Linked DNA regions of Mus musculus: all the other regions are linked to region 2. The links are chromatin contacts, found by Hi-C or POLR2A ChIA-PET in ENCODE. All regions are on one chromosome and are shown on one strand. The core of a region is the stretch at or near the end of the contact, and the rest is flanking DNA. Distances in the headings are between cores, read along the strand shown.

Region 1 (2,820 bases), core at 229-2,728, 70 kb before region 2:
CTTGCCAACCTGACTCATCAACCTCTCACTTCCTTTTATCCACGCACCCCTTTGCCCCTCGAATTCCCCACAGCCAGCACCCTGCAAACTAAACCCTGGAGCTCAAATCTCTCTGGACTCTAGTTTGCACTACAACTTTACATGACTTCCCACCCCAACTTACTCTTGCTGGCATGCACCCACAGGAATGTCACTCACATGTTCAAGACTTGACCCTCAGTTTGGGGGCAAAGAGTTTCCAGTGCACATTTCTGCTCCTCTCTGAGTGTTCAGAACTCTTTGCATTGGCAACAAATCCTGGCTAATGACATTTTCAAGGCTTGATAGCTCTTGGTCCCCCTGCCACACACACATGCACTTCAGGTCTCAGTTTGCTCCTCTGCTTTGCCTACAGGTCAGTTTAAGTCCTTTGCAACATATGCACTCTTGGGTGTCACCACCTATGGCTTAGCAAGCCATGTGCACATTCATCTACTACTCCACTCCATAGCACAAGTGACATTGTATGTGAACACCACTGGTCGATTCACGCATGCCAGAGAATCATGTTACTGGGACCCTGGGCCCTGGCTCCGGGACCCCTCCCCACATGCATAGAGACAAGCAACCTCTCACCAGAGCGGAACTTGGAACGGATGATTTGGGAGCGCTGGGAGGAGGCTGCCAGGGTCATTGCCAAGGCTGAGGTGGAGACCTGGACAGAGGAAGCCAGAGCCACCAGAGCGCGGCAGGGTCAAAGTGGATGACGGGAGGCTGCCATTGGGGGAATTTTGGAGACAGTGTGAAAGGTTAGAGACAAAAGTACTGGGCCAGATCAGCTCTTTTGGGGGATGACTGGTCTCTGGGCCCTTGGGTCTGAGAAAGGAGGGCTGGTCCTGAACCTCCGGGTGTGAGAGACACGGGCTGGGGCCTGGAGCCCTAGGACTGAAGAAAGGTTGCGGCCTGGAGTTCTGGCTGGAGGGAGAAGTACTTGGGCATGGACTGCTGTGTCTGTAGAAGGCTTTGGGCCTGGAGTTCTGAGTCGGAAGCAAAAGGGCTGGGTCTAAATCCCTGGATCTTGGCGGTACAGGAAGGACCTGCGTCATGGGCTCCTGCATCTAAGAGGGAGAGCATTGGAATCTGGAGTTCTGGGCCTTTGAAAGTGCAGGAAGCAGTCGTCTGGAGTCTGAACCCTGAAGGAGGAGGAGATTAAGGACGAGAACTGCATGCTGTTAGGGACTAGAATCGAAGATTCTAGGACAGACGGGAATCAAAGAATATGACAAGTGTCTGGGAAACATAGGGGTCCCTGAAACAGAATGGGTTGAGTGTCATGCACGGGGCTCTGTGGGAAAGATATTGGGACCAGAAGGGGGAACCAGAACGGAGAATGAAGGGTAAAATGAAAAAAAAAAATCCCCATATCTACCCCAGGGGCTTCTCACCAGGTAGGCTCCTCTCAGCTACTCAGCTGTGCCTTGAAGCGGGTGGAGTCTCCCGGATTAGGCTGGAGACCTTAGGCTCCACCCCACAAGCCTTGGGCCGCCCTCGACTCCCCTTTCTAGGGCGAGTGGGAGTCAAGAGAGCGAGCCTTGGATCAGAAGCCCTGCAAGGACCCAGAAAAGGGGCGGGACACACACGCCGTGAGGACCGGCCTGGCTCACTTCGAGGGTTCCCTTACTATCTCCTCCCCCGAGTCCCGAGCTGTGGGTTGGGTGGAGCGGTCACTGGCGACAGACAGGAGCAGGTGCAGAGAGAGGGACCCGGGTGAGCAACAGCGGCAGGTGGTCGTGTTCAGACCCTGCCGGCAGGTGCCACCTGTTGGTTCTTTTTTTCCTGACACAGCAGTAGGAGTCAAGTTCAGAGGAGGGGAAAGTTCAAACATGAGGCCCAGACTCCTAGTTCTAAAAAGGAAGGGGGCAGAAGTCAGGACTCTGGGTCTGAGGGTGGTGGACGGAGTCTTAGGCCTCTGGTATGGGAGAGGAGAGCTGAGGTTTGCATTCTTGGATCTGATGGAATAGGACTAGTACCCGAGAGGTGCTGGGTGTTGGAAGTCAGCGGTGTGCACAGTAGGCAGACAGCATCGGAAGGACTGGGGGGAGAAAGCTAAAGTTTGGACTTTGTAGGTAAGAGGGAGATGGTGATGACCTGTTCTCACTGGTAGTACATGGGGTCTGATATTCAGAAGAACATGGTCCAGGCTGTGTTCCGAGTTGTGTGACAGTGCTCAGTACTACAGGGTCACATTTCGTGCTAGAGGGCAAGCTGAGGCCATGGCTAGAAATATCTCCCCAAACTCGGCAGACGCCCAACGTTCCAAGCACAGTCCCTGGCACCTTAAAAAAAAATCTTTGCTAAGGCCCCCAAATCTTGACAAGTGAGGTCAATACCACAGATATTTTTATTACTTCTTGGCATTCACATCCCAAGCCCATCTTCCCACTGTCCCATCGTCTACCAACCCAACAACTCAAACTCTCAGCCGTCTACGCAGGGAAAACTACAACTCCCAAAATGCTCTACGCCCAGGCGGGCTCCCTTTTAAGAAGCGATGCAGTTTCAAGCTGCGCGCGTTCCTTTCTCATTGGTTTTCAAGGTGTCGAAGCCACCGGGGGTCCATGGCGATGATTGGCTGGCAGCTCCTGCTGTTCAAGATCCCAGAGGAGGCGACGGAGCCTGCGCAGTTCTCTATGCAATGCGTCATCTGTCACAGGGCCGGTGAGGCGCAGGCGTGAGCTGCCCAGGGGCAGGATGAGCGGAGGGTGCGAGGAAAAACTTTCAAAGATATCCCCTGTGAGTACGAGGAAAACCGAATTAAAAACTCAGCATGAGTGTGAGGTG
Region 2 (2,700 bases), core at 148-2,647:
TAGATACTCATAGCTCTGAGCAGGCTCATGTTCAAAGTGTCTCCATTACAGGGTAAAACTGTCTTCAGAACCCAGTTCTGTCCCATTAGAATTAGAGATTGGTCCAGTATGGCAATGCTGTATCCATCCAAGGCCACCACACAGTCAGAGCCTAGATTCTTGTCCCCGTCATATCCCAAGACCATCTGCATAGAACATTTCTGTCTGTCACTAAGAACTGGGGGACTTAAAGGTTTGTTCAGGAATTCGCCAGCCTGGAGCGAGAACTTCTGATAAGCAGGTGGGAGCTAACAGCAAACGCTTTCCCCCAAGGTTATGGCCAGCTGTTTCCACACTTATTTATCACGTTCTCTTAAGATCACAGACTCTCAAGCTCAGCAGTGGTGGCCCAGGACTTTAATTCTAGGACTCAGAAGGCAGAGGCGGGCAGAGTTCGAGGCCAACCTGGTGGTCTACAGAGCAACGGGACAGCTGGGAGTATGCAGTGAAACCCTACCTCGAAAAGACAAACAAACAAACGAAATATCATAGATTCTCCATCTATGACACCGCTTGACACCATCGGTAAGCACTGACTGAAGTCTTCTGGTCTGGAGGATCTTTTATCATTTTGACAGACAGAAACTTGACTGGGATTACAAAACCAGGTACAGAGAGCCTCAGACACTGCACACATCGACATGTGCTTTTTGTTCCAAGAAATAAGATCTTGGGTTCAATTCCCACCCAAGACCCTGCGCCAAGCCATACACTAAGTCCCAAGAGGTCCTGGGCCCCTTGTCTAAAGGAACCCAAGAGCAACTGGTCCTTAACACACACAGGCTGCATGCCCCAGCCACAACTTCCCCGCATCCACCCCACCCTGTACTTCTCCCATTATAGTCCTCCTCCATGGCTCCCCACGTCCGAGCTCCCGGTTCAGGCACCTCTCGCGCCCCACTCCTGTCTACCCATTCTGCCGCCCGCCCGTTATAGCCCCGTCTTTCTTCCCAAGGGGGGGTCCATCCGCCTCCGTGCTGGGCAGCGGAACCCGAGGCACAGAGGAATGACGCCAAGCCGGAAAGGCTGCGCGCCAGTGGTCCACCCGGAAGTGCGCCCCCCCCGCATCAGGTCCCCCAGAGCCCCCAGCGCCGGCCGGCCACGCACCCACCTGTCCTAGTGTGGCTGCAGCCATGATCCGGTGTGTGCGGCTGGTGACTGTGCCCGCCTGGGGCGCGGCCTGGTGAAAGGCATTCGGGCCCCGCCCTGCTCACGCCCCCTCCCGCAGATGGCTGCTGTGTCGAGCCTCACTTCTGCCAGGCCGTCCTTAGTTCTGGGACCACAGGGACCCAGGCTCTGCTGTGAAGATCCTGCGCGGGAACGGTCCCGACCTGCCGCACTCTCTCCCTCCTCGCCTCCACCCTACCCTGCTCTACCACAGCCACACTCACTCCCAGCTAGGCATTTACTTTGGCTTTTGTTTGGCATCTGAGTATGGAATCCGTGGGCTCGTGAATGTTTGGGAAGCGCTCTAACCCCTGGGAACAGATCCAGACCTCTAAATTTTGTATATGTCGCCGAGCATGGTGGCACACGTCTTAAGCTCAGCGTTTGGGAGACAGGTGGAAGGATCTCTGTGAGTCCAAAACCATTCTGAGCCACCTAATTAGTTCCAAGCCAGCCAGGGCTATCTGGTAAGACCCTGCCTTAAAACACTGCCTCCCAGCACTCGAGGCAGAGGCAGGAGGATTTCTGAGTTCGAGGCCAGCCTGGTCTACAAAGTGAGTTCCAGGACAGCCAGGGCTACACAGAGAAACCCTGTCTCGAAAAACAAACAAACAAAAAAAAGAGGTTGGAAAGAGGGCGCAACAGTTAAAAGTACTGGGCTGCTCTTAGAGAGGACCGGGCTTGGTTCCTAGCACCCACATAGCTCATAAGTGCCTGTAACTCCAGTTCCAAGGGATTCTGTGCCCTCTTCCGAGTTCCACAGGCACCGGCATGCACATGATACACTAACATATGTGCAGGCAATACACATACACAAAAAGTTTAAAACATTTTTTCTTTCTTCTATCTATCTATCTATCTATCTATCTATCTAGAGACAGTGTTTCTCTGTGTAGCCCAGGTTGTCCTAGAACTAGCTCGGTAAGTAAACCAGGTTGTCCTCAGACTTACAGAGATCCTCCTGCCTCTGCCTCCAAAGCTGAAATTAAAGGTGTGCCACCACTGCTTGCTATAAAACGCTTTTCTAAAAATAAAGCAAGAACAACAATGCACATTCACAGGAACTATCATCAGTGGCAAAGCGGGCCAGACGGCTTTGATAAAAAGGAACAGCGCAGCCGGGTGTGGTGGCGCATGCCTTTAATCCTAGCACTTGGGAGGCAGAGGCAGGTGAATTTTGAGTTCGAGGCCAACTCTGTCTACAGAGTGAGTTCCAGGCCAGCCAGGGCTACACAGAGAAACCCTGTCTCAAAAAACCAAAAAAAAAAAAAAAAAAGAAACAGTTCACTGTAAATGCCAGTGGATCAGAGAAAGTGTACTTTAAGCCAGGCCTAGCTGAGGCAGGAGGTTTGTTGCAAATAAAAAAGCACCCTAAGTGAGAAAGCTAAACTCTTGTCTCAAATGAGACAAAAAGAAATAGGACTTTGGAGAAAGATGATGGCTAGAAGCTAAGACGCCTCACTCTGCACAAGGAGATAACATGTTCATTGTAAT
Region 3 (2,851 bases), core at 301-2,800, 110 kb before region 2:
CAGGGGAGGCTCGAGAGGGAGAGGAGAGCTACTACTGCCTGGCAGAAAATCAGAAGAAGAGGCCTTGGCCCACGTGGGTCAGAGTGGAAGCCTTTCCCACATGGGGTTCTAACCTTGTTCTCCACACCCAGGGCACGGAAGGCGGATTATTGCCAAAAAACCCTGGCCTCTCTGCCACCCACTCCAGCCCTCCACCCTTAACCCTTTCCCCTCCAGGTGTGTAGCCAGAGAAGAGTGCTGAGGGAAGGTGGTGCTGAAGGAGCTGGAAACCAACAAAGCCTTGGAGTTAGAGAGCAGACCCCTCAGGTACTGGGAAGGCAGAGCCTGGCCTTCCTTTAGGGCTCAGGGTGTTGGGGCCCTGCACTTACTTTTCTGGGACTTGCTGGGAGGTGGCCCCACTTGCTACCCCAAATCTCAGACCTGGACCCAAATCCCTCCACACTCCACAAGCACTCAGCCCCCGAGCAGATGGGGGCCAGTGCTGGGGGTAGATGATATGGGAGGAAAAAAAGCAGGAGGTGGCATAAGGTGTGTGCCCGATGCCAAGGCACTTAGAAACCAGAAATCCAGAGCCTAAGGAGTGCTAGGAGCCAGAGGACTAAGGCTTTCAGCTTCCCCCACATAGGACTGGGGATCTTGGGACTTTCCTGAGCCCCCTGCATGTACCCTTACCTCCAGACATCAGAGCCCTGTGCTCCACTGACATTTCCCAGGCAGGGTGCCTCCCTTGCCCAGTCCATAGACTCCCTGCCCCCGGGAGTCTGAGCCATTATGCACCCATAGCCTCCCCCACCCCAGCCCCTCATGTAAACACGTTTCTTGCTAGGTAATTTCAAGGTCCCACCTTCCGGCTCTCAACACCGTGAAGTACCAGGCTGTGAGTTCTCTGTGTTCTTGGGGTTAGGCAGAAACTAGCCCTTGCCCGTTTGGGCCTACAGCATTCCTACCTCTCAGTGGCAGGCCCATCCAAATTCCCTGGGCCAGTGGGATCCATAAGGGACTCTGCCTGCCTGCCCCTCTTCAGCATGCACCTCCTACCTGGCTATTAGGGCCCAGCCATTGGTCAAACCTGCCTGGAGAAGAAAAGAGTGTCCTGTAGTCGGTCATCCCCACACTCTTCTGTAGGAGAAGCACTTGGAGGGCTCTCGGGAGGAGTGAGAGTGGCTGTTCTCAGGCCCAGGCTAGTGGGGGTTCTGGGCGGGAGCTGAAAGCAGAGCCCGCAGAATCCAACACTACCGCCCACCCAAACCCTAGCCAACAGCAGCCACGCTTTCCCACAGGGACCCTTGCCAGCCATGCCACCCGAGACTGCGTGGGACAGGAGCACTGTCGCCCCCAGCAGGCTTGAAGCTTGGTGGCCCCAAACAAGCCGGCCTAGAAGGATCCAAGCAGGTAGGGGTATGACTACAGCTTGGGGTTCTGGGATTGGGGTCCTGGCCTGTTCCCACTTGCCCCAGCACCTCTGGAGTTTAGCTTGCCAGCCCCTGCTTTTGGCCGACCCCAAGCCAGCCAGCCCCTCCCCATCCTGCATCCTCCTGCCCCAAGTGCGTTAACTCGGTGTTAAGGTCAGTTGCTTTCAAGCTCTAAAATTCCCAGCCTCAGATCAGCTGTAGGGGAAACCAGAGGCCAGTGCTACCTGCAAGGAGGGCAGCGGAGAAGACTTTCAGCCTGGCTGAACTTGGGGAGGAAAAGAAGGTAGCAAAAGCCAAAGGCAGCTCCCCCCTCCCCCCAGCCACTGGTGGATAAAGGCCCCAGGGCTTTTAGCCTGAAACACTTCCACAACTTGTTGTGTCTGAACATTTGAGTGTTGTGGTTTCTCTCTGAGCAAGATGAGAATATGTGTGGTTTGTTCCTGAGCACCCACCCCATTCATAGCTACTGTCTTGCCAGTGTGCAGAACTGGCCCAGGACAAGACTCAGGGACCTGGTGCCCTGGGAGTAAGAGATCCCTCTGTACTGCCGGGTGACCCTTGAGGCTGGGATCTTAGAGGAGCAGGGACAAGGACAAATGAGAGCTACAAGACCCACAGATGCAGGAGGACTAAGCTTTAAGAGAAGGCTCAGGCCAACGGATCCCACATCTGAGACCCATGTCCCCAGCAAGGGCTGTGTGAGCCATAGGGTGACACGTGGGACTTGTGGGTCCAGCAAGTCCTCCCCGGTTTGCCCCAGCCTTGGCACTGTCAGGCCACCTTCTAGACAGAAAGACGGGAAGCTGGTCTGTTCTGTAGACAATTGCGAATGGCTCGCTGTGGAGCAGGACAGATGGCTGTCAGACATCCAGAGAAGGTCTGGGTCTGCTGCAGGATCCTGCCTGCCTAGCGTGGTAAGTCCCTACGCTGTCTCCAGAGGGAGTTCTCCTCCTCACTTTGCTCTGGGTGCCTGAGCTGGCTGGGGGACCCCCAGAAAGCATCAGCTGTGGGGAAGCCAAGCCCACCCAGGAAGTGGCTGGTCCTTAATTCAGAGGTGCTATGGAGCTCCCCAAGTATCGAGACCCTAACCCTCACAGGGTCAAGCCTCGGGAGAGCTCAGGCCTGTTTGCTCTCCACAGTAGAGGGTCTCTGTCTGCAGCCTCAGGCAAAGGAGGTGGGTAGCACAGCCTCTCCACTGAGTCTTCCAGGCCTTGCTGTGGAACAGCCTCCAGAGGGCGCTCTCGGCATAGCCGGATGAAGGCTGGGCGTCACCTCAAGATGGCAGCAACAGAGCACTTCCCAAAGCTGCTGCCTTTACCAGGAAGTGTTCCGAGATCCACTCCCTCTCCCAAAGCCATCTTGAGCCCTTTCTCTTCTCTGCCCAGGTTCTCTGGCCCAGCTCTGCTCCCTGGTGCTCTGGCTGGGCTGGGCGATCCACT

The links. A loop is a pair of places that touch in the nucleus more often than their neighbours do. ChIA-PET counts read pairs that join two places held with the same protein, here RNA polymerase II (POLR2A).
Region 1: POLR2A ChIA-PET joins it to region 2 with 29 read pairs in embryonic stem cell. The contact joins the promoter of Mamstr here to the promoter of Bcat2 in region 2. POLR2A ChIA-PET finds 5 or more read pairs at or near these places in 2 of 5 experiments (Patski and embryonic stem cell).
Region 3: a map of Patski shows a loop between it and region 2 (2.7-fold over the local background). The contact joins the promoter of Ntn5 here to the promoter of Bcat2 in region 2. A Hi-C loop is called at or near these places in 2 of 37 maps with a recorded cell type or tissue (Patski and heart). POLR2A ChIA-PET finds 5 or more read pairs at or near these places in 1 of 5 experiments (Patski).

What each region holds. Positions count from the first base shown.
Region 1 is chr7:45,638,635-45,641,454 of GRCm38, reverse strand. It overlaps Mamstr (MEF2 activating motif and SAP domain containing transcriptional regulator), which reads right to left and starts at 1,478. Exons shown (of 10, transcript NM_172418.2): 1 at 1,425-1,478; 2 at 616-753. The coding sequence starts at 673. It overlaps Rasip1 (Ras interacting protein 1), which reads right to left. Exons shown (of 12, transcript NM_028544.1): 12 at 2,363-2,770. The coding sequence ends at 2,571. A030001D20Rik (RIKEN cDNA A030001D20 gene) reads left to right here and starts at 2,697. Exons shown (of 2, transcript NR_152217.1): 1 at 2,697-2,772.
Region 2 is chr7:45,568,850-45,571,549 of GRCm38, reverse strand. Bcat2 (branched chain aminotransferase 2, mitochondrial) reads right to left here and starts at 1,397. Exons shown (of 11, transcript NM_009737.3): 1 at 1,151-1,397. The coding sequence starts at 1,174. 0610005C13Rik (RIKEN cDNA 0610005C13 gene) reads left to right here. Exons shown (of 5, transcript NR_038166.1): 4 at 358-564.
Region 3 is chr7:45,682,721-45,685,571 of GRCm38, reverse strand. Ntn5 (netrin 5) reads right to left here and starts at 1,550. Exons shown (of 7, transcript NM_001358870.1): 1 at 1,074-1,550. The coding sequence starts at 1,107. Sec1 (secretory blood group 1) reads left to right here. Exons shown (of 4, transcript NM_001271578.1): 2 at 217-306; 3 at 1,281-1,392. The coding sequence starts at 1,296.